Regions from separate parts of the Mus musculus genome. Here regions 2, 3 and 4 are each linked to region 1. A link is a loop called in an ENCODE intact Hi-C map of the cell type or tissue named here. Cell type or tissue: heart. All regions are shown on one strand. Links, peaks and the distances in the headings refer to the core of each region. The heading gives the core; the rest is flanking DNA.

What was found. Peaks named below come from ENCODE experiments on the same cell type or tissue, not always from the same donor. Only the 100,000 strongest peaks of a DNase experiment are listed, where the experiment ranks them.
Region 2: it touches region 1 in a loop (10-fold over the local background); 2 of 42 quality-filtered maps call a loop at or near these places.
Region 3: it touches region 1 in a loop (4-fold over the local background); 7 of 42 quality-filtered maps call a loop at or near these places.
Region 4: a loop joins it to region 1, with 6 times the contacts of the local background. A loop is called at or near these places in 7 of 42 quality-filtered maps.

Annotation. Positions count from the first base shown.
Region 1 is chr8:83,619,898-83,625,730 of GRCm38, reverse strand. No RefSeq gene overlaps it. Among named protein-coding and RNA genes, the nearest start is that of Dnajb1, 15 kb to the right of the region's middle. In heart, for the core only: CTCF peaks have their summits at 806 (motif pointing left) and 3,209 (motif pointing right); a DNase peak (open chromatin) is centred at 3,240; H3K4me3 peaks cover 682 bases; H3K27ac peaks cover 305 bases.
Region 2 is chr8:83,097,857-83,103,689 of GRCm38, reverse strand. No RefSeq gene overlaps it. Among named protein-coding and RNA genes, the nearest start is that of Tbc1d9, 65 kb to the left of the region's middle. In heart, for the core only: a CTCF peak has its summit at 3,451 (motif pointing left); no DNase peak of the experiment used is centred there.
Region 3 is chr8:83,570,552-83,576,384 of GRCm38, reverse strand. It overlaps Ndufb7 (NADH:ubiquinone oxidoreductase subunit B7), which reads right to left. Exons shown (of 3, transcript NM_025843.3): 2 at 5,387-5,555; 3 at 4,762-4,952. The coding sequence ends at 4,820. Tecr (trans-2,3-enoyl-CoA reductase) reads left to right here. Exons shown (of 13, transcript NM_134118.5): 2 at 1,857-1,907; 3 at 2,463-2,514; 4 at 2,930-2,974; 5 at 3,062-3,165; 6 at 3,242-3,357; 7 at 3,439-3,544; 8 at 3,632-3,704; 9 at 3,793-3,836; 10 at 3,930-3,987; 11 at 4,065-4,153; 12 at 4,327-4,372; 13 at 4,450-4,687. The coding sequence ends at 4,577. D830024N08Rik (a long non-coding RNA gene) reads right to left here and starts at 1,859. Exons shown (of 3, transcript XR_003947410.1): 1 at 69-1,859. In heart, for the core only: a CTCF peak has its summit at 2,717; DNase peaks (open chromatin) are centred at 274, 1,584, 2,764, 3,094 and 3 weaker places; H3K4me3 peaks cover 649 bases; H3K27ac peaks cover 3,017 bases.
Region 4 is chr8:83,564,023-83,569,855 of GRCm38, reverse strand. Ndufb7 (NADH:ubiquinone oxidoreductase subunit B7) reads right to left here and starts at 3,098. Exons shown (of 3, transcript NM_025843.3): 1 at 2,926-3,098. The coding sequence starts at 3,037. In heart, for the core only: CTCF peaks have their summits at 3,188 (motif pointing left) and 3,977; a DNase peak (open chromatin) is centred at 3,135; H3K4me3 peaks cover 2,035 bases; H3K27ac peaks cover 2,160 bases.

The DNA of each region.
Region 1 (5,833 bases), core at 319-5,318:
GGCACTGACTTTGATCCCCAGCACTGCACTAGCCAGGTGGAGTAGAGGCAGGGGAGTCAGAAGTTCAAGGTAATATTCAGTGGTATTGTGAGCTCAAGGATAACCTAAACTAGTGACCCTATATCAAAAATAAATCTAGGAGCAATACCTTTGGATCTGTGAGTGAGGGTGTTTTCAGGTAGGTTCAACTTGAATAGAAGAGTCACTCTAAATATGCAGAACCATTACCATTCCAAGGACTATCACCCATGCCTGGCAGCTCACAGTTACCTGTAACTCTAGCTCCAGGGGATCCAACACCTGTGGCTGCCAGGAGCACAGGCAAGCACACGAACACAACTGAAAAATAGACATCTTTGGTTTATTTTAAAGAACACAATTAAAAAACATTTACTTATTTAATGTATGTGTTTTTGCCTGCGTGTATGCACATGTACCACGTACACGCCTGGTACCTGAGGGGGCCAGAAGAGGGATCAGACTCCCTGGGAACTGGAGTTACAAATGGCTGTGAGCCGCTCTGTGGGTGCTGAGAACTGAATCTGGGTCCTCTGCAAGAGCAGCCAGTGCTGTAACTGCTGAGCCACCTCTCCAGTCCCCAAAGCAATGTTCTTTGTTTTCGGTTTTTGATTTGTTTGTTTGTTTGTTTTTTGGCAGGAGATAGGGTCTCACTGTAGCTCTGCCTGTCCTAGAAGTCACTATGTAGACCAGACTGTCCTTGAATTCAGAGATCTGCCTGCCTTTGCCAGCCACTCCCAATATCCACTAAGTGTGATCCACTCTGCTCACCTGGAATCCCAGCCCTCTAGTGGTGAACATCGATTCACTGTCACCCTCAGCTACATGGTTGAATTTGAGACCAGCCTAGACTACATCAGACCTTCTCAGAAACAAAGACAAAACAACTTCCCACTCCCTCAGCCCAATCGATCCCCCACATTTCCTCCTCTTTTTTTTTTTTTTTTTTTTTTGGTTTTTTCAAGATAGGGTTTCTCTGTGTAGCCCTGGCTGTCCTGGAACTCACTTTGTAAGACCAGGCTGGCCTTGAACTCAGAAATCTGCCTGCCTCTGCCTCCCGAGTGCTGGGATTAAAGGGGTGTGCCACCAGGCTCGGCTTATTTTATTTTGAGAGAGGGTTTCACTGTGTTGGCCTGGCTGGCCTAGAATCTGATATGTGGATCATGGTTGGCCTTGAATTTACAAAGCTCTGCCTGCCTCTGCTTCCAAGGTTAGGTAGGGGTTAAGATGTGCACCACCGTCATTGTCCACCTACTTTTTCCACGATTCATTTTTCTGTGTGTTCTTCCAATAGGAGTCTACCTCAGGAAGAGTGAAATCCAGTCTTCCCTTAGCCATAATCTACATCGTTCACTGACTGGATCCTGGGTGGGTTTCTGCCCTCCTGTGCTCCCCTCCTTATCTGCAGAGTGGGAATAATAAGAGCAGCCATGCTCCTAAAGTTGCTAAAATGTTGGGATTAAATGAACAGTTTCACGTCACATACCTCCAACGATGGCAGACTGTTAATAGATGTTTAATGCGTCCCAGCCACAAAGCTGGGCAAAGACTGTCTATCGTGCTAGAAACATGACAGACAGCATCCTGCAGAGGGCCTCAGCTGTGCGCCAGGCTCCATACTGGCTGCTCTTCGAGACTCTTTCCACAGAACAATCCCAGTCTTCTTCAGTTATGGCTGGCCTCTCTTGAATTCTACAGAGCGGGAGGCCGAGGCTCAGAGGGAACTAAACGCTGTTGGAAAGTTGCACAGTATCTCATGAGTACAGCCCTCACCTCAACCCCAGGCACAAAGGAACATTCTACAGTTTGGGGCCAGACCCAAACTAAGGTATCGGGACAGGGTGGCCCGAGAAGGAACAATGCCAAGGGACAATGCAGCACCAGGATGAGCCGCCCTGCTTCCACCCCGTGCTGACACCGGACAGAGGCATGCTCAGCACATTCTCTACCACTGAGCGCCAGTCCTGCCCTGAGTGACATTATCAGTTGCTGTCACAGGCAGTTAGCATCTGCTTGTGACTGCTGGTTTAGGAAGCCCTGGGAAAACCCCAGCAATGATGGAGATCCACGCTCTTCTGTAGAGCTGCTGGCAGGGCAGAGACAAATGTTAGCTGAGTGGCAGGCATGGCTCAGTTGCCTAAACTGACAAAACACACACACACACACACACACACACACACACACACACACACACACACACACACACACAGCCACACATATGCACATGCACTCGACAAACAAGCAAAACCAAACACACTCCACAAACAAAACATACATACAGTAGCCAAAAACAAAACAAATCTCATCTGCTCAGGAGGTTGAGGTAGGAGGTCAACTTGGATTAGAGTTCAAGGCCAGCTTCAGCAGTTTAGTAAGAGCCTGACTTAAAATAAAAAGTAGAGCTGGAGAGATGGTTCAGTGGTTACTAGCACTTTCAGCAGCTGCGTGGTGGTGGCAGCTGTGTTAGCCTTTGATCCCAGCGCTTGGGAGGCAGAGGCAGGCAGATCTCTGTGAGTTCAAGGCCAGCCTGGTCTACAGAGCAAGTTCCAGGACAGCCAGGACTGAAATCCCTGTCTTCAAAACAAAACAAAACAAAACACAAAAATGACTCCTCCACCACCACCTACAACCACAAAAACAAATGGAGAGATGGCTCAAAGCTTAAAGGCTGAGATCAGAACTAAATATATATATAATATATCTAGACAACGTCCACTCCTCACCCCCTCCTCCAACTCCTCCCAGGACTCCCCTACACACGTTCTCCTCTCAACTTCATCTTTCTTCCTCTTCCTCCTTCTCCTGCTTCTTTTCCTTCTGCTTCTTATCAACACACTGCGTACAATTAGTGCTTTCAATATGTGTACAGATATGGGGTCATGGAGAGTCTGCCATGGGTCACACCCTTTAAAGAACTGACTTTCCTTTCAGCGAGGTTGTGGGCCCAAGCTAGAAAGGTCTCAGCTCCTCACCAAAGTAAAGGAATGCCCACATCCCAGAGCCTGTGGATAAGGGCTGGAACTTAAACCTCGCCAAAATCTGTTGAGCTAGGAATGGGCCCTCGGAAGCCCCTCCTCTATTCATTCTCAATTATTCAACAAGACTTTTCACATTCTTTTTTACCAGCCTTCACATACCACCTCGCATACCATCGTCTTCCCGGCCTCAGTGTTTCCCCGACCGATGGCCACGAGAGGGCGCAAGGAGCACTTGCATCTCTCCAGTACTCCACCCAGGTCCACCCGAGCTCGCGCTCACCCAGAGCTGATGATCTCTGCTCGCCCGCGCTCGCGTGCTCCGATGCGGTTGCGATCTTCCTGACATCAGAGCACCCAGTCCTACCGCTGGCTTGCGGTAGCCGCCTGCTGGACAGGTAGTTGTGAGTTCCATCATTTGACCAGGTCTGTCCACCCACCCAGCAGTCAGTGGTGCGAAGCAGCGTGGGTCTTGCTGCTTCTGTGCCCTGTATGTCCAGAAGCCCGAGGTTTGAAGGACAGGGGCCATTCCTGCACCCTGAGGAATCTGTCTTTCTGTCTAGGCCTTTTCTCTGAGACATCCTTTTTTTTTTTTGGGGGGGGGGGGGGCTTTGGAGCCAGGCTCTCGAAGATAATGGCTTCTCACTAAAGTAAAGGTATGCCCATGCCCCAGGGCCTGTGGTTAAGGATCTTGTCAGATGAAATTTATCCACTCATTAAGTTGTGACTTGGGTATGTGAGCACATGTATGTGTGTGCAGGTCAGGGGACATCCATCCCCCAGTGTCAGTCCTCACACACGATTTATAACGTGTTTTGAGACCGGGTCTCTCATGTGCTGGAATTTGCCAGGCTAGGGTGCCTGCGATGGAGCCCCAGCAAGACTCCTGTCTGGGCCACCGCCCTAACACCCCCACCTCGCCCCGGGCTGGGATTACAAGTTTAGGACAGCACGCATAGGTTCTGTGAATGGAACTCAGGTCTCATGTTTGCAAGGGAAGCACATTACTGCCTGGGCCCCCAACCTCAGACACTTATCTATTTATCTATGTCTTTTATTTTTGTAGGGCTGCAGATAAAGAGAGGGTCTTGCTAGGTGCTAGGCCAGTGCTCATCCACAGCCCAGTCCAGAAGTGAACGACAGACAGACATACACTAGGGAGGGCTGTTTGACGGTAGCAGCAGAGAAAAGGGGTGCTTCTTAGAAATAGCAGACCTTCAAGGATTGATGGAAGTCACCAGAATCCAGCGGAGGGGCATGGGCTGGATGGGAGGAGCCACTGTGATTTCGTCCTAGACTCCGGAAGAACAGGACAAATTCAGTTGGCTCTGCCTGGTTTTGTTTGTTTCTGTTGTTGTTGTTGTTTTAAAATAAGGTGTATGTATGTGTTTGTGTGAGCATGTTCATATGTGTGCATGTGAGTGTAGGCCAGAGGATATACAACGTACACGACGGGCTCTGGGGATTCAATTCAGCCCTCAGCTTTTTTATTTTTGGGGACAGGGTCTTAACATTTTTTTTTTTTTCGAGGCAGGGTTTCTCTGTGTGACAGTCCTGGCTGTCCTGGCAGTCTTTCTGTAGACCAGGCTGGCCTTGAACTCACAGAGATCCACCTGCCTCTGCCTCTGCCTCCCCAGTGCAGGGATTTAAAATCATGTGCCACCACTGTGTGGCTGAGTCTTACCTTCTACGCCAGACTCACCTTAAACTCCCGATCCTCTTACCTCAGCCTTTGGAATGCTGGGATCTCATTTGTATTCCACTGAACCAGGTCCAAATCTCTGCCTTTAAAAATGATTTACTTAGTTTTTAAAAATTCTGTGCATGTGTAAGTGTGCACTTGCCGACTAGTCCCTCCTGGAGGCCAGAGGTCCTAGTCATAAGCCCACTGATGTGGGTGCTGGAAGTTGAACTCAGGTCCTCTGGAGGAGCAGTGCGTGCTGTTAACCATCTCTTACCCCCAAATCTCTGCTCTTCTTGTCTTGCTTGCTTTACTGTGTTAATGTGCATTGGTGTTCTACCTCTGTGTGTGAGGGTGTCAGATCCCCTGGAATTGGAGCTACAAACAGTATAGGCTGCCAAATAGGTATTGGGAATTGAACCTAGGTCCTCTAGGAAGAGCAGCCAGCGCTCTTAACCACTAAGCCATCTCTCCAGCCCCCAAATTTCTGCTTTTTTAAGCCACCTGTTTTTATGACTTCAGAAAACTGAAGCCTCAGGCTGGTAGGATGGTTCAGCGGGCAGAGCACCTGTGTCGTAAAACTAATGACCTAAGTTTGATCCCTGGGGCACGTGGAAGGAGAGAGCCCACACCGTAGAGTTGGCCTCTGACCTCCATGCTGTGGCATGTATGCCTTCACACATATCACACTAATAATAAAAATATAATCAGTATTTTAAAATAAGGAAACTGAATCCTTAAAGTCTGCCTTCATGAGGGACCCACATCCACTGGGTGTGCCTTCGGGACCTGACACTGAACAGTCTGTCCATCATAGCTGTTTCCTGGATAAACTGTGACTCACAAAGTCCCTAGGGTGAGGGGCTCTCCCAGAGTCAGCGCAATTGTCCACCCTTAGGACAGGGAGACTCCTCCCAGGGGCAGCCACCAGCAGACCCTTGGCTGCTGTCCTTCTGTGACGTGGGCGATCATGGGACAGATGTTGTACGTGCTCTGGTCTGAATCATTAGGTTAGTTGGTCACTCACCAAATACTCAGGAGGCAGTTCTAGACCAAATACCACTCTGAGCCTGTGGATGCATGGGTTACTAGAAGGCATGGTTGGTGACGTCAACAGAGACCCAGTTTACTCCAGAAGGGAGCTTTCTGGATTCCTTTC
Region 2 (5,833 bases), core at 618-5,617, 520 kb after region 1:
CCTCCTGCTTCTGCCTCTAGAGTCCAGGGATTACAGGTATATGACACCACACCAGACTGGATGATTTTTCTGAAGGAATAATGATGCCGAGAAAACTGCCCAGGCCCTTACTGTGGCTACTAGTCCCAGCAAGGAAATTGGGTTTAATTTGTTCCTGCGACTAAGAAATGAGAAGTGATTCACAAATGCCAAGTGTGTTGGTGATGAATGTAGTCATGGCTGGCTCTTATGCCAATGGGTCAGTGATGAATGGAGTCGTGGCTCTCTCCCATGCCACAGTTCTTCCTCTCGTCTGTCCAGCAGTCTAGTTTTCATTGTTCTAATGAGTCTCTGCAGGGGCAGGGTGAGCAGGCCGCTAATGAAGCCTGGGTCGCCTGGTGGTCTGAGTTGAGTCTAATTGGAGCCAAATCATCTGCTCTCTACTTTATCCTGTGAAGCATGAGGAGACGCTGGGAAGCAGCAACTGCTTTCTTCAAGCACTCAGGGAAGTTCGATGCTGTAAACTCTCCAGGCCTTGCAAAGGAAGTGTTTATGGGAAGTGAAGCTACCGTGGCTAACCTCAGCTTTTGGTTTAATTTTTGTTCTCACTTATGTCTTCCTCCCATTGCTCTGAATGTTCTTCTGACTTCTTAACACAATCCTTTAGTTAAAGCCCTTGATGTTTATAATGGTGGACAATGTAAAATTTCAGGTTTTAATATTGAACTGTGTACACACACACACACACACACACACACACACACACGAGGATAATCAAAGCAGATCTGATTATGCATACCAGGCTGGCCTCCGATGTATAGAGATCCAGCCTCTGCCTTTCCTTTGCTGAGATCAAAGGAAGGTGACGTCATGCCCAATCCATTTTGACGACAAATGGCTTTGCTTGACAATTAAATTATAGTTATATAATATATAATAGAATTGTATACTTAAAATCACACACATACACACACACACATCCATCCATATGCCAATTGCAAAACTGAGTTTTGTCTGAATAACTTGATTCCGCTTTGCAGAAAGCAGCCTGCACTTCTGTAGAAGGGCAAAAGTCACAGACTCAACTCCATTTGGCTAGAGATTCCTTCAGAAGAAGCTAAAAGCCTCTGACTTCACTTTCACTGTGGGGTGTGGGGAGGGGTTTTGTCATTGTCATGGTAAACTCTGAAACCCAAGTGCTTGTTGTAGATGTGGCACAGAATGGGTAATCATGGGCGCTTCTGTCTCACCATTCTGTGCCCTGGAGTTCTCTTCCTAACAGGAATGGGAAGCAGGGTTGCTGCAGGGAAGAGTCTGAACAGAGAACTAAGTTTTAACCTGAAGTATCAGTATAAAGTCATGAGGTAGCTTTTCTTGCTCTCTTTCCCTGTGCCCTCTCTCCTTTCTTCTATCCTTCCTCTCTTCCATAAATAAAAATGTGTGCACTATAGAAAAGCCTAGATCAGTGACTGCCCCAGCCTGCATCTCCACATACCACTTTTTAGAGATAAGGCTAATTTCATGTTTGGAACAAGAAATGTGTAATACAGTTTTAGGAGATTGGATTTTAGTAGACAGCAAGGATACTTTTAAATATTAGTGACATTCTGTTAGGAGGGTGTAAGAGTCACTTAGAGACCTCCATGGACAACAGATTGGCAAATGTGAACTTTCTGTAGTTGGATCACCTCAGTTCCAGGTCTGCCAGGCAGGCTGCTCTCATGAGCATCAGACACAGGAGAGGCTGAGCTGAGTCAGGACTTGCTTTTTCCAGCCTTGACCTAGTCAATCACAGTGTTCCAGTTTTCTCTCATCCAGTGCAATGTCCCCATCTGCACAGGCATCTTGAGATACTTCCGATGATCTGCCTTGAAGGTGGCAAGGTGTTTTTGTCTTGTTTTTTGTTTTGTTTTTGTTTTTGACAGGGTTTCTCTGTGTAGCCCTGGCTGTTCTAGAACTCACTCTGTAGACCAGACTGGCCTTGAACTCAGAGATCTGCCTACCTCTGCCTCCCAAGTGCTGGGAGTAAAGATGTGTTGCCACTGCTGCCCAGTGAAAATGTTAATTTTTTAAAATATATGTCCTCTTATTATTCTTTTCTATTTTTTTCTTAATGTTTAGTTAGCATTTAAATGCTATGCTTCCCAGTTTCCTCCCCAGGTGTCCCAGACAGCCCAGTATAATAGCCAGATAGGACTAATTCTAGCCCCTCGGTGGACTATATTATTTATTTTGAATGAAAAGCATTGATCAGATAGGAGTGTGATAGGATATCTGTCAGGTATTGTGGTAATTCTTTCAATTCTTAGTTATTAATTGATTTTTAAATTTTATGTGTGTGAGTGTTTTGCCTGCATGTATGTATATGTACCATCTGTGTGCAGGGCATTCAGAGGCCAGAAGAGGGTAAAGGGTTCCCTGGAACTGGAGTTAGTTGTGGGCTGTCATCTGGGTTCTGGGAACTAATCCCAGTCCTCTGTAAGAGCGGTGCTCTTAACCATTGTGCCATCTCTGCAGTCCCTCGTCCAATTCTGTATTCTGTGAGTACACATTAGAAGTCTCTAGCCAGATCCTTGGTTATGGACTGAGACACAAAGAAAACAACACGGACCTAAAACTTGTGTTGTTTGCAGTCTAGAAAGGAGACTGGATGATTAATCTAATAATAGTGTAGGTATGTTTGGTGTGCTGAGTGCTATTTAGTAAGAAACACAGTCCCCACCCCCAAGGGAAAGCTAAAGGATAGATTAACTAGAAGAAGGGAGTTAGGGAGAGGCCATTCAGATAGAAGAAAGAGCCTGGGCTAGAGAGTACTGTGCGTGTTAGAATTTGAAGAGGCTGAAGAAAGTCAATAGAGTTAGAATATATACAAAGAGTGGGAAGCGGCATAAAGCAGTATGAACATGTCAGGGGCAAGGCATCTCAAGACCTAAGGAATGAGTTCCCGGTTCTGTGTTAAACTTGGACTTACTAGAGGTCGGAGATCATTAGGTAATTTTTCTTGGATCAGTGTTTTTGGGTATGTGTGCATATATGTGTGTGTACATGAGCATACCCAGGCCTTTGCTGCTGCGTTCAGATGCAGGGAGTCAAAGTATAAGCAACTTTGTGAAGTGCTGGATAGGAAAGACACTTGTGGTTGACCAGTAAGTTCAAGGGTGATAGTCCAAAAGCGTGCTGTCACCATCACTATTGTGAGACACATCTGAGACTTCTGGTTTTCTAATAGTTTCAGCAATATATAGGCCTAAGGACACCTTCAGGCTGTAGAGCCACCTCCCACCCTCACCCCCATGAGCATCCTTGAACATGCAGGTTGCTGCTGGCTACCTTCTTTTTGGTACTATGCACATATTACTGGGGGCAACTTCTGGACAGTTACTCTTTGCCCTATAAACTTGTTGAATTCATACACCAAATGTTCTCCAATGACAGGGAAATATTTCCATTTAATGGTCACCAGAGCCCCCTACTGGGAGAATTGGTTCAACTACCAAGTACCATCAGGAAGGGCAGATACTGTTTTACAGTCTGCTAGAAGATCTGGCTACTACTTTTGAATAACTCTGACATGAGTCCTGAAGGTCAGCTTCTCACTTGACGTTTTCCCCCAATTACCTTGCCTTGAAGACACATAAAAATTTAATCTTAAAATTGGGGTTGGAGAGGTGGCTCAGTAGTTAGGAGCCCTGGTTGTTTCTTCTTAGGAACCAGGTTCAATTCCCAGCACCCACATGGCACGTGAGAATCATCAGTAACTCCATTCCTGAGATACCAACACCCTCTTCTGACCTCAGTGGGCACCCAGCATACACCTGCTACAAGACATACATTCAGGCAAAAGAGTCATACAACAATACAATATATATTATTCAACTGGAATCGATTGTCAAGAAACCTTTTGCCCCAATTGTCAAGAAACCTTTTGCCCCAATGTCCTGCTGTAAGAACATCTGGACTTCTCAGAGTACCGTGTCCTCTGTTGTGTTGCTAACATTTGTGGGAAAGGATGTTCCACAATGGGGCCAGATACACATTTCTGTGTTCTTGTAATTAAACAGTATGTGATGAAGCTCATTTAAAAGTCATTACAGAGTTAACAAAAATTATAAAGCCACTCCAGGGAGAGCTTGTACTCCTTACACACATCTTATTCTTCCACTGCACACTTGTGCCAACTAAGGAATGGATCCACCCTGGTGTGTTTCCACGTACAACTCCAGACTTTATTTTGGTTTCTGTCTTTGAGTTTTCCCCTACTGTCCTCTGTCTCATGATTCCAAGAAGGCTGACACATTATATGGAATAGTCCTGCCTCTTGGGTTTCTTTGATCTTTTGCTAATTCCTGTAACTTCATTAAGATGATGTCACCTGGCAGTGTTTAGGAGGACTTGGTCATGCATTGTGTAGAATATGCATTTGCCTAATGCACCATTGCCATCATGGCTCTACTGGGGTTATACTATGGACTTTTGGAGAGGAAGATCACAGAGGCTCTTATGTAATCATTTTTATCTCATGTCTCAAGGAACCTTGCTATCAGCATGGCAGTCACTTCTGTTAATTTTGGCCACTCAGCTGAGGAAATATTGTTAGATATTCTACCACAGTTACTTTTTTCCCTTCTTCCTTTCTGTGCTAGGTTTAAGATTTTATTTTTTATTTATGTGTATGTTTGGGGACTGTATGCCAAGTGTGTGCAGTTAACTGCTGAGGCCAGAAGAAGGCATTTGGTCCCCTGGAGCTGGAGTTACATACAGACAGCTGTAGGAAGAGCAGCTAGTGCACTTAACTTCTGAGCCATGTCTCCAGTACCTTTTTATGTTAATTTAAATATCTCCTTTCTTATTTTATATGGACAGAAAAAGATAAATTTCTTACATTTCTTTTCAGAAAGAAGGTAAGTAATAGAATGAGTGTTGATAAACCAGTCTGTCTGTCTGTGTATCTATCTATCTATCTATCTATCTATCTATCTATCTATCTATCTATCTATCTATCATTGCTGGGGATGAAATCCAATGTTTTACCTATGCTGGAACTGCACTACCTTAACAGCCAAGAATAAGAACTACTTCCAAGAGCCTAAGACGAGCATGTAAGAGTTGTGGAGCCCAGTCCCAATGGATACATTAAGAAAACAACTCCCATACCCAACACTCAGGAAACACTGTGAAAGAGGAGACGGAAAGATTGTAAGGGATGAAGGATCAGGGAATTTGTTGTCACATTGTGACTTCTAGTAGCTTCAGCAGCGACACCCATAAAGATGTCACCAACATGACTCCTAAATGTGAGCCGAACAAGGACAACTACAATGGACACGCCACAGTGGACAGGGAAAGACCCCGAGGTACCAAACCTTCACAAAGAACCACGGGTGACTAAGGAATCCTGAGGCTTGGGAAACAGTCTTCCCCAGGGAAGCACGCCAATCCCTACAAACATAGACTAAGCAGGTTACATTTAGGAATGCATGTTTATGCATACACATATGTGCATATAACAGCAATTAAATAGAAAAGACAATGAATTTGAAAGAGCGAGGGGGCCATAATAGAGGGCTTAGAGGTAAGAGAAGAGAAAATGATGTGATTTTAATCTTAATAAAGAAGAAAAAAAGCACAGGCACATGACCAGTTTTGCCCTTACTGGCTGTGTGATCAGGGCTGTACAAAGCACTTAGTACTGGCATTCAAGTGTTGTTGGATGGACAGCCTGGCGTCTATACGACAGTACTGATTGTGATCACCGTTTTGAGGGCCCTGTTTAGGTCAGTCTGCAAGGCCAGTAGGGCAGATTTTCAATAAAGAAGGTCTTTTCACTAACTATGGTGTTCTGGTTTGCTTTTCT
Region 3 (5,833 bases), core at 210-5,209, 49 kb after region 1:
ATGCCTGGGGGGATGGCGGCTGTGTGGAGTTTGGGCTTGTGCAGGCCGTGGGAGGCCCCCTGACTCACCTCTGCTGCAGGCAGTCCCTCAGCTTGTGGCTTGGGATTGCTCTTCACCGTGGCCCCTCTCCACGCGCTCTCCTGCTGCCCACCAGTTGGTGCACCACGGCTCCTGGCCTGGCTGCAGTGCCCCAGCTGGGGGAGAGGCTAGGATTTCAGCCCTCCCCGGCAGCTGGCCCAGTAGGGAGAGGGGCTGGTTGTATTTTAAGCTGTTGAGTGGTTCAGCAGGAACTCCATGGCCTTCCCTCCCAGTGCACACTGTGCCGCCCTCCTGTGATTCACATGGACTCTAGGGGCTCAGCAACTATTAATATAGCCCCAGCCCAGAGCCCTGCCACCTCGCCCCTTCTAGCACATTCCTCATGTGCTCCTCCCCTCTCGGTCCTCTTTAGAGGGGTCCCAGCGTATGACAGCTCAGTCTGGCACTGATTGTCCTTGTGTGGATTCAGCCATCTGCCCCAGAGTATGCTGTGTCCATGATGTAGGCTCTGGCACATATGGGCAAGCAGGCCTGGGTACCACTGCCTGGCATAGGAACCTTGCTCTGAACTCAAGCCCAGGCCCTACAGGGCAGCATCACTGTGTAGGGTTACCTCCGTGGGGGCTTCCCGACCTGTACATGCACACATACACACATGCATACACTTTCTGTGTGCCAGCACCATGTCGGCCCACCCATGCCTTCTCAAGGACCCCTAGCAGATCTGGGATCGTGCCATGGCCTCTGTTGTTGGGAGCATGTAGGTGGCAACAGTTGGCTTCTCTGGCCTGTGATGCCCCCTTCTTCTGGAAAAAAGTGGCAGATCTCCGCATAGCCCTTGGGTCTCCCCCAGCCAGCATGGGCAGTGTTGAGCATCTTCTCTGACCTGCTGGGTCCGATGGGTCAGATCCCCTGGGGCTCCTGCCTCCTTACCCTGCCCCTATGCATATTTTCTGGCCTCAGCCTGCAGGTTTCTCCTTTGGGGACTGTGGACCCCAGGGGTGCAGGCAGGGTATGTGTTGGGAGGGTATGTGTTGGGCTTTGGTAGGCTCGTCCATGGGTGAGCACATTGTGTTGGCCTGATGTGGTAGGAGCTGTGAGGAGTGAGGCGGTGGAGAGGGAGGTGGAGGGACTTGGGAACTCTGCACCAGTACCTCTGGAATTTGTCACCTCCCTGGGAACACAAATGCACAAGGGAAATAATCCAGTGTCCCTTACAGCTTAGAAGTGGAAATGGATGATCTGTCTCGGAGATTCTCCAGATAGCTGGCATTTCCCCAGGCTGGGTAACCTGTTGGCCAGGGCTGCACACCGGGGCTGGGCTTGCGGCGCCTGCCATGGCTGTGGGCCTTTTCCTTCTTCATGCCCCTGGCACTTCTGAGGGCCTGTGCCCACCCAATTAACTGCCTGTATGAGGGTAGCCCTCAGGGGAGGACTGTGGCTCCTTTGGTGGGGACTCGGGCTGAGATGGTTTTATATTTAGCCAGGCCAGGCCCTGGTGCCACTCGGGTTACATCTGGCGTTGGCGCTGGCTGAGCCTGGTCAGACACAGGCTCCCTTCCAGCACCGAGGCAGAATTTGATCATGCTGCCCGGCCCAGCTCACAGCAGCTTTGTGAGGAGAGGTCGGAGGTGGGGGCTGGCGACTGGCAGTGGGCACCACAGACTGGAAGGCAGAGCAGGAGGGCCAGCGGCTGTGGCATGGATATCAGCTTGAGCATGGCAGCCAAAGAGGCCCACCAAGGCCTCGATGGTCTTCCCATGCCCATGCCCCACAAAGCAGCCAAGAAGCATAAAAAGGCTGTCCTCTTCTTTGAGGTGGAGATTCGGGATGCAAAGACGAGGGAGAAGCTGTGCTTCCTGGACAAGGTAGGACTGCACCCCTGGGGGTGAAGTGCCAGGAGGGCTGGGTCCCTGTTCCTTACAGCTCCTGTAGGGCTATGCAGGCATCGGTGGCCCTCCCTGTCCTTCAGAAGGCATGTAAAGGGTATTGTCTTCATCTAGAGCAGCGGTTCTCAACCTGTGGGCTGAGACCCCATTGGGGTTGCCTATCAGATATCCTGCATAGCAGATATTTATATTACAATTCATATCAGCAGAATTACAGGTATGAAGTAGCAATGAAATAATGTTCTGGTTGGGGTCAGCACACCATGAGGAACTGTACTAAGGGTGGCAGCTTTAGGAAGGTTGAGAACCACTGCGCTAGAGTGAGCAGCTGGGGCCCCTCTGTGGGGCTGGAAGCTGACAGCCTGGTGTGGGAAGGGACAAGGCAGCCTTGGGAGGGCTCTGTGTCCGTAAAGGAGGTGGAGGACGGATGTACCCCGTGAAGTCAGCTAGCTTGTTCCTGACCTGCCTGTACCTGGACCCCCTCCCCCATCCTAGGCCTGGCTCCCTCCGGACTTACACCTTGTTTTCCTTTAGGTAGAGCCTCAGGCCACCATTTCTGAAATCAAGACCCTTTTCACCAAGACACGTGAGTCTCCCGACACACCTATTCCTGCTCCTGACATACGTGTCCCCCCGCTCCCGACACATCTACCCCCCACTCCTGCCTCCCCTCTGGATGTGACCTGGGCCCGCATGCCTCCGCATGCCTTTCCCTCATCGGCTTGTTGCCTCTCAGCACACTGGAACAGTGAGTGAGGCCCGGCTGACTGGGCAGGCTGCCCCTGTGTGGTCACCAGCAGGAATGCTCTTGTGCTATCTATCCAAAGGGGTAAAAAATAAAATCTGTCGCTGCCTATCCTGTGTGCCCTTGCACAGGTGGGAGGAGCTGGGGGGGGGGGGTCCTAGAGTTCTGGAAGCCTTTAGAGGCAGGCCAAGTTGGGGCGTGGGTAGGCTGAGCCTTGCCAGATTAGGTGATGCAACCCCTGACCTTCTCCTGGCAGACCCGCAGTGGTATCCTGCCCGCCAGTCCCTCCGCCTGGACCCCAGTGAGTACAGCTGTCCATCAGCCTATCCCTTGGGCTCTTGGGGTCAGGAAACCAGGGCAGTAACCAAATACTGACTTCTCTCTGTAGAGGGGAAGTCCCTGAAAGATGAAGATGTCTTACAGAAGCTTCCTGTGGGCACCACAGCCACACTCTACTTCCGGGACCTCGGGGCCCAGATCAGCTGGGTGACGGTGAGCTCTGACTCCTTCCCTGGTCTCTGCCTTCAGCTACCCTGGGGCGACTCACCTTGTCTCTGGGTACTCCCAGGTCTTCCTGACGGAGTATGCCGGGCCCCTTTTCATCTACCTGCTCTTCTACTTCCGGGTACCCTTCATTTATGGCCGCAAATACGACTTTACGTCCAGTCGGCATACGGTGGTGCAGTGAGTGGGCCCGGAGGAAGGTGGGGGTGGGAGGGAGGGTGGAGGCTGGATTGGCCCTGGCTGAGTCTGCTACCCCACTAGCCTCGCCTGCATGTGCCACTCGTTCCACTACATCAAGCGCCTGCTGGAGACTCTCTTCGTGCACCGATTCTCTCACGGAACCATGCCTTTGCGAAACATCTTCAAAGTGAGCACCCCCATTCTTCTTGTCTTGCCTGCCCCCCAGCAGCAGTGCCTGCCCCCTCCCCACCTGCTAACTCATTTGCTCTTCCAGAACTGCACCTACTATTGGGGCTTTGCTGCATGGATGGCTTATTACATCAACCACCCTCTCTACACACCCCCTAGTAAGTGGGTCCAGACAGTGCCCTTACCCTGTGTGACCCCACCACGAGGCTTCCTCTTACAGGGCTCTCCTTCCTGCTTTTTCTACAGCCTATGGAGTTCAGCAGGTTAAGCTGGCACTGGCCGTTTTTGTGGTAAAGAGGCTGGGGCAGCAACCAAGTGTGGTGAGGTGTGGCAGCTGGGTGGGGTGAGGGCTGGCTGTGGACTGACCCCTTTCTCCTTCATAGATCTGCCAGCTTGGGAACTTCTCCATCCACATGGCTCTTCGGGACCTTCGGCCTGCTGGTGAGTGGCTTGCTGGGGCTGGGGCTGGGTGAGCAGGGTGAGGAGGGGGTCTGACCTACTCTTATCCTCCATGCCAGGGTCGAAAACCAGGAAGATCCCATACCCCACCAAGAACCCCTTCACCTGGCTGTTCCTGTTGGTGTCCTGTCCCAACTACACTTATGAGGTGAGGGACTGTACTGCCTTTGTCCTCTCAGGTCTGAGGTCCTGCACATGGTGAAGTGCAGGAGTGGGCTGTGGGGAGTGAGAAAGCTTGACCTCAGTGAGGCTGTGGCCGTCCCCCGGGGCTGTGATGCTGGGCTTCCCTCTCTGTCCTCATTCTGCCTGTACTGTCCACAGGTGGGCTCCTGGATTGGCTTTGCCATCTTGACTCAGTGTGTCCCAGGTGAGTTCCTTGTCCCTGTGCGGTGCGCTGCCCTTCCAGCAAGGCAGCCTCATTCTGATACCCCATTCTGCCCACAGTGGCCCTCTTCTCCCTGGTGGGCTTCACCCAGATGACTATCTGGGCCAAGGGCAAACACCGCAGCTACCTGAAGGAGTTCCGCGACTACCCGCCCCTGCGCATGCCCATTATTCCCTTCCTGCTCTGAGCAGCTCCTCACGGCTCTGCCCAGTAATACTCTCCACCCCTCACTGCCCCTGTCCTGATGTGTGGCTGGCCATGGCTCTCCAGCAGCAACAATAAAACCTGCTTACCCAACTGACTGTGTGTTCTTTAGGGGTACAGGGACCACACCATTCCTTCCCATCCTTGAAGTAGCACAGATGAAGTTTAGGCAGGTGACCCAAAGCTTTTATTTCACTGATAGGTCCACAGGCTGGCGGGTAATCCCTACAGGGCCACCTCAGGGCCCACCTCTCCTTCTCCCTGGCCTTGGGCTACCCGTGCTTCCTTCAGTGCCCTTCGCTTCTTCCTTTGGAGCAGTCGCCGCTCACGTTCAAACTCCTTCATGCGTTTCACGTAACTGTGGGCAGAACATAGAGGGTCTCAGTGCCATAGGTTTTGTCTTGAGTCCATTCCAGCCACCTGGAAGCCCTTGCTAGGGGTGAGGCCTCCCCCAGGAATTCTGACTTGGCCCCTGTCCTAGGTGGCTCCAGCCTCTTCCCATGCCCATGTGGGTGGCTGTGGTGCAGTGTGGGTGGCTGTGGTGTGGGTGGCCGAGGTGTGGATAGCTGAGTTGTGGTGTGGATAGCTGTGGAGAAGGTGGCCGTGGGGTGGATGGCTGCAGTGTGGATAGCTGTGGTGTGGATAGCTGTGGAGAAGGTGGCCGTGGGGTGGATGGCTGCAGTGTGGATAGCTGTGGTGTGGATAGCTGTGGAGAAGGTGGCCGTGGGGTGGATGGCTGCAGTGTGGATGGCTGTGGTGTGGGTGGGGCGGGTGGGGGCGGGGCGGGCTCACTCCAGGTGCTCGCAGTAGTCCCAGTCGTGCTGCTCGTGCTTGCAGGCCAGGAAGTTGGGGAAGCTGTCTCGCTTGCACTTCAGCAGCCGGATGAGGTAGTGGGCACAGTAGTCACGTTGCTGCAGTGTCAGCTGGGCATCCATCATCTCTTGTTGTGTGGCCACCATCACTGTGGGGAGTGGTGAGGCTCAGCCCTGCAGCCAGCCCCACCTCCACAGACCCCGGTGTGCACATGGCACAAACGGAAGCCAGACACAGTATGGCTTAGCAGAACCCATCTGGATTATGGCTGCACCCTGACAGGAAGGGTGACTCCTCGTCCCCTATGTCCTAAACAGCAATAAAGAACTCTGATGTCCCTTCATCTAGAGATGCTGTCTCCCAGAGAGCTCAGCTCACCTTCCCCAGCCCCTAAGCCATATGGAACCTGAATTTCAGCTTTTCAGT
Region 4 (5,833 bases), core at 286-5,285, 56 kb after region 1:
AGGGATCCACTGCCCTCTCTGCCCTTATCTGGCACCTGAACCCTTATGTCCAAATGTCTATTCAGACCATTAAAAACAAAAAGAACCTTAAAAAAATACACAGAAACCGGTTGGAGTTAAGTCAGTGGTAGCTTGTGTGAGGCCTTGGGAAAACCTTAGCCCTGCACAGCCACTGCATGCTCCAATCACCTGCTGGCCTTCCTCTGGGGTGGGGTGGGGTGGGGGTATCCAATTCCTGTCAGGGCTGTTGTCTCCCATTATGCTTCCAGCTACCGTCCTTTCTTACATGGTCTCAGGTCCTTGTCCCCTTTTTTGGGCTTCTCACCTGGTGCCCAGACGTGCCTCAGCAGGGTTGCATGTCACCCAGATAGGCTTTCTCTGCCTTCTGTGTTGCTCTCTCTCTGGAGCTCCCGAGCCCAGCAGCAGCCACCTGCTTCTTTACAGCTTTGACCGCACTTCTGACTGTTGATGCTACAGTAGGCTGATGAGGCCAACCTGGTCCCTCCACTCTGCACCTCTGTACTCCAGGCCCAGGGCTCAAATCACAGGCAGGCTCTTGCCAGAGTTACTCACCCTGGAGCTCGGGTTAGCAACTCAAGCTCTGGCCTCTCATTTCCAGTTCACAAGAGGCCAGCAGCAAGCCTTTAGCACACTGTTGCCTGCTAAGCTGCAGGAATGTAGGAGGGAACCAGGCAAATAGATGGTCTCCCTCTTCAGAGGGACACAAAGTAGGCTGAGCACACTGTCTTTGAATGGCTGGCAGCCTTACTGACTGCAGAGGGCAAACCAAACCCAACCAAAACCAGAGTTAGGAAGTGCTGGAAAGTGGGCCATGAGGCAAGGGCCGAGTCGGGCAGATGCCTGGGGCAAGAACATCTCAGGTAGAAGGGGGCCAAAGCCTTGAGGCAGCAGGCACCTTTCCTGCTTCCGGGTTTTGACCTAAGCTCAGGGAAAGGTAGAGCTGTCCTTGACAGTGACTGGGAAGGTGAGCACGGTAGGCTTAAGGGGAGGACAGAGCTGAGACTCAAAGAGTACAAGACAGACATTGAAGACAGAGGGGTACAGCCAGCAATCTCGGCACTCAGGAGCCTGAGGTAAGAGTTTTGAGACTAGCCTGTGCTACACAGCAAGATCCTGTCTCAAAAGGAAAATAAAACCCAGGCTGGGCTTGTTGGCTTACTCCTGTGATCTCAACACTCAGAGGTTGGCCAGCCTGTGCTACAGAGTGAAACCCTATCTTAAAAATTAAGGTGTCAGTGGAAGGGGGTGGTGGCTCCTGGGGGAGGAAAGGGGATGTGATTTCAGGAGGACACTCTGCAGACTTCTGGCCGTCAATGCACACGAGTGCTCACATACACATGTACCACTAATAAAGCCCTAAAATTCAGAAAACAAAAGTCAGCAATGTCATTTATAAGTTCAAGGTTAAGGCTCCCCTTGGAGATCAAGTGGACAGCACTGGTGTACACCACACAGTTGTGAGCTGCCTCCAGGGCAGAACAAAGGAGGCAGCAGCTTCAAGGCAGTCAAGGGAGCCGAGGAACAATCAGTGAGAGTGCGCAGGGAAGTGGAGGTGAGCAAGGTAGAGGTGGGGAATGACAGGTGGAGCTGGGGCTGGCTGGGAGCCTTGAGAGGAGCCCTTCAGTAACGGGGATTTTTATACTTAGGTTTTGAGACAGGATTGCTATCCATCCCAGGAACTCATGATGTTCCTGTGGGGGTGTTTCAAAACCATGGACAGGAGCCTGATGAGAGGTTCGGGAGCAGGATCCTTTCATTGTAGAGGGTGGATGGAGGATATAAAGGGGTGTGTGTGTGTGTGTGGGGGGGGGTTCACCTGGAATGGGGACTCCGCCAGGCTAGGGACAAGTCATTTGGAAGGAGTTTGGAGATGCATGGGTGTGGGAGCAGGAGCTACTCTTGCTTTCTCACAAGAGCTTGCCTAAGATGAAGAGGCAGTGAAGAACTATAGAAGCAACAATGTAGGCTATAGCATCCCTGAGCACCACTGGGCCTATGAGCTCTGTGCTCCCGAGGCCAAAGGGAAAGGACTGTGAGTTAGAGACTAGTCTGACTCAAAAATAAGAAGGGGGTCTGGAGTGAGGAAGCAACTTGGAGACCAGGTCAGCAGGGCCAGCTGAGTTTTACCAGGGTTTTGGATTAGCCAAGCAAGAGAGGCGGCCAGGGAGTGCTGTATTTTCAAAATGACTATGGGCAAAGCAGGGTGTCAGGTGGGTAAATGTTCTGCAGATTCAGTACTGACGGAGCCATCTTCTAGTCGACACTACAACCTTTTGGTAAGGCAAGTCATTTGTGTCTTTCCCCTGCTTACAAGTGGGGCTCTGTCCCTCCCTGGTACCAGCTTCATCAATCTCATATACACCCCTTTTAGCCTGTGCTTCTACACTCTTAAATTTGCTTCCCAGATCTTTTTGGACACGCTGCTTTGTCCAGGGGGCTCCCTGAAGACAGCGCCAGTGGCTCTCTGCTACCCTGGGGCATCCCAAGTGCCAAACTAGGACTTTGTCCAGAGCTGTCACTCTGATTTTCCTATACAGGAAGAATGAGAACCTTGCGAGTACACACAGGCCTTGGGTTCCTCCCCCAGCACCATCACACTAGACAGGACAAGGAGCATGATCGCTCCAGCCCCCCAACCTTGTATTATTGTACGTAACCAAATGCTAGTGACAATGTATGGAGATGCAAAGAACATGTCCTAGGCTCCGCGCTGTGCCCAGGACGAAGTGCACCGGGGCAGTCTCATCTTCCCGTTCTCTGCTGTCTCGTCCCAGCCTTTTGCTTTAGCCATCCCCGCACAGCCTCCACACTCAAGGAGGTCGCCCTCCCGACTCGACCCGGCCCTCCGCAAGCAGGCAGCTGAGTTCCGCGGGATCTGCGGTCGCGCCTGCGCACTGAGCTCACCTCGCTCCTTGCGCTCCGGAAAGCCGAGGTCCGGCGGGAAGCTGGGTATCTTCTCGGGGTCAGGCTCCACCGAGGCATCCCACAGATAGCGCCGGGTCAGGTGCGCCCCCATGGCTACTCTGCCTTACCCTTCTTTAGTAGCCGGGGTCACCTCGCTCCCACCTGGAAGCACTGCCCCTTCAGTGTCTTCCGGGTCATCTAGGCTGCGGCGGGGGTCATAGAGATGAACGATGGAACGCTTCCTGGCTCGCTGACACCCCCTGGCGGTGTGGAGGAGACAGAGCGGGTGCGGCGAACGCCAGTTGGCTAGAAGGCCAGGCTGGCCAGGGAGTTGCAGGGAGGAGTGCGGGTGTGGAAGCGGGGAGGTGGCAGGGTCCCCTGTGCTCTGCCCAGTGCTAGGATTATAAATGTGTGCCACCAAGCCTGCTGTATACATGTGTATACATGGGTACTGTGGACACCCTGGACCGAACCATCTTCCGCGTTCCTCTTCCTCCTCCTCTTTTTTTTTTTTTTCTTAAATTAATTTTTTTTTCTGGTTTTAGGATAGACCCCCAGGCCTAGCATATGGTAGATAAGTGCTTTCCCACAGATATACACTACCATTTCCAACACTCGAACTTCCAAACACTTTCCCTAGGTTTGTCGGTGTGAGTGCACATACGTAGGTGTGCTTATGAGTGCATTTGGTGGTCAGAGGTCAATTTCTGGGGTCATTACTCTGTCTCTGTCCAACTTGTTTGAGACACTGTCTCCCACTGGCTTTGAACCCTTCAAGTAGGTGAGGCTGGCTGTCTAGAAGGCCCGAGAGATTTAACCGGGCACCCTGTCTGTGGTTCTGGAATTTCAAGCGTGTGCCCCCACACCAGGAGTTTTCTTACATGGGGTTTGGGGACTGAATTGAGTTCTTTATGTTGGTAAAGCAATCACAGTAATGACTGAGCCCTCCTTCCAGTCGTTGTTCTTCTAAAATGAATACTTTGTGATCCTGGTCTAGAACATGGTAAATGAAGGCTTTACCACTGAAGCCTGTCCGTAGTGCCCAATCCTGACCAGAGAGGGCGCAGCCAACCTGATGGTCTTAAAAGCTCTTGGTCTAGAGCTTCTGAAGGAACCACTCTCTTCCTTGCTCCTAAGTGTCTGTCAGGGTGTGTCCTCTCTTGGCTTGCTCTCTCCTCTCATCCAGGACAGCTTATTTGACTCAGACTAAGCACACCTCTCTGTTCAGAGCTCCCCAAGGCGGGCTGGTCTGTAAGCCCCAGGGATCCTCTTGTCTTTGTCTCCTCTGGGCTGCCATGCCCAGCGTCTGTTTTACATGGTATTTTAGTTAGGGTTTCCATTGCTGTGATGAAATACCACCAGAAGCCATTTGGGGAGGTAAGTGTTTTACTTCCCGGTCTGGAATGCAGTATGTCCTGACGGGAATGTCCTGATGGGAAGTCAGGACAGGAACACAGACCCTGGAGGCAGGAACTGACACAGTGGCCACCCAGGAGTGCTGCTTACTGGCATTCTCAGGCTGCTTTCTTTTCTTTGTATAGGGTTTCTCTGTATAGCCCTGGCTGTCTTGGAACTCACTTTGTAGACCAGGCTGGCCTCGAACTCAGAAATCCGCCTGCCTCTGCCTCCCAAGTGCTGGGATTAAAGGCATGCGCCACCACCGCCTGGCTCAGGCTGCTTTCTTTTAGTACCCATGGCCACCACCTCAGGGGTTACACCACATGTCAACCACTAAATAAAATGTACAAAAAAAAAAAGGAAAAAAAAAAAAGAGAAGAAAAGAAAAAGAAAGAAAGAAAATGTACTCCAGACTTGCCTTTGGCCAATCTGGTGGGGTGTTTTCTCAGCTGAGGCTCTCTCTTCCACAGTGACTCTAACCTATGTCAAGTTGACATAAAAAGCAGGTAGCACAGTGTGGCTTCTTGAGATCAAACATAGGTCTTTGCCTTTGTGAGACAGTACTTTAAAACTGAGTGGCTTAGTTAGGGTTTTATCACTGTGAAGAAACAAAGAAAACATTTAATTGGGGCTGGTTTATGGTTTCAGAGGTTCAGTCTGTTATCATCATGGTGGGAAGCATGGCAGCATCCAGGCAGGCCTGGTGCTGGAGAAGGAGCTGAGCGTTCTGCACCTTGGTCTGAAGGCAGCCAGGAGGAGCCTCTCTTCTCCACTGGACAGAGCTTGAGCACATACATGTTGTCTTTCCCCCTCCCTGTCTCTCTTTCTTGTCTATGTCTCTGTGACGTGCAAACACTCTGTCTTTGTGTCAGACATATACTCTGTGTCTCTGTCTCCATGTACACACACACAATTCACGTGTCGGTCTCTCTGTGTCTGATACACAAACCTCTGTCTCTCTTGGCGTCTCTCATACATGCCCCATGTCTCGTTCTCCGTTCTCACCCCCGTGTCTTATTCTCTGTTTGTCTCTGTCACACATACTCTGTCTCTGTTTCACACATATTATCACATTCTGTGTCCTACACATACTCATTCACACTCTGTCTCTCTGAGCATGTCACACACACTCTTTCGTTCTGTCTTTGCTTATCTCTGTTATACACTTCCTGTCTCTGTCTGTCTGTCTGTCTATCCCCTCAGTCTCTGGATCTCAGTCTGTGTCACACACACACACACACACACACACACACACACACACACACACACACACACACACACAAACACACACACACACACACTGTCTTTTGTATTTCTATGTTCTCCCTTTCTTGTTAGTTTGTCCTCTCTCTCTCTCTCTCTCCCTCTCTCTCTCTCTTTCTCTCTCTCTCTCTTTCTCTCTCTCTCTCTCTCTCTCTCTCTCTCTCCTTTTTTGTATTTCTGAGACAGGATTTCCTCTGTGTAGCCATGGCTTTCCTGGAATTCCCTCTGCAGACCAGCCTGGCCTCAA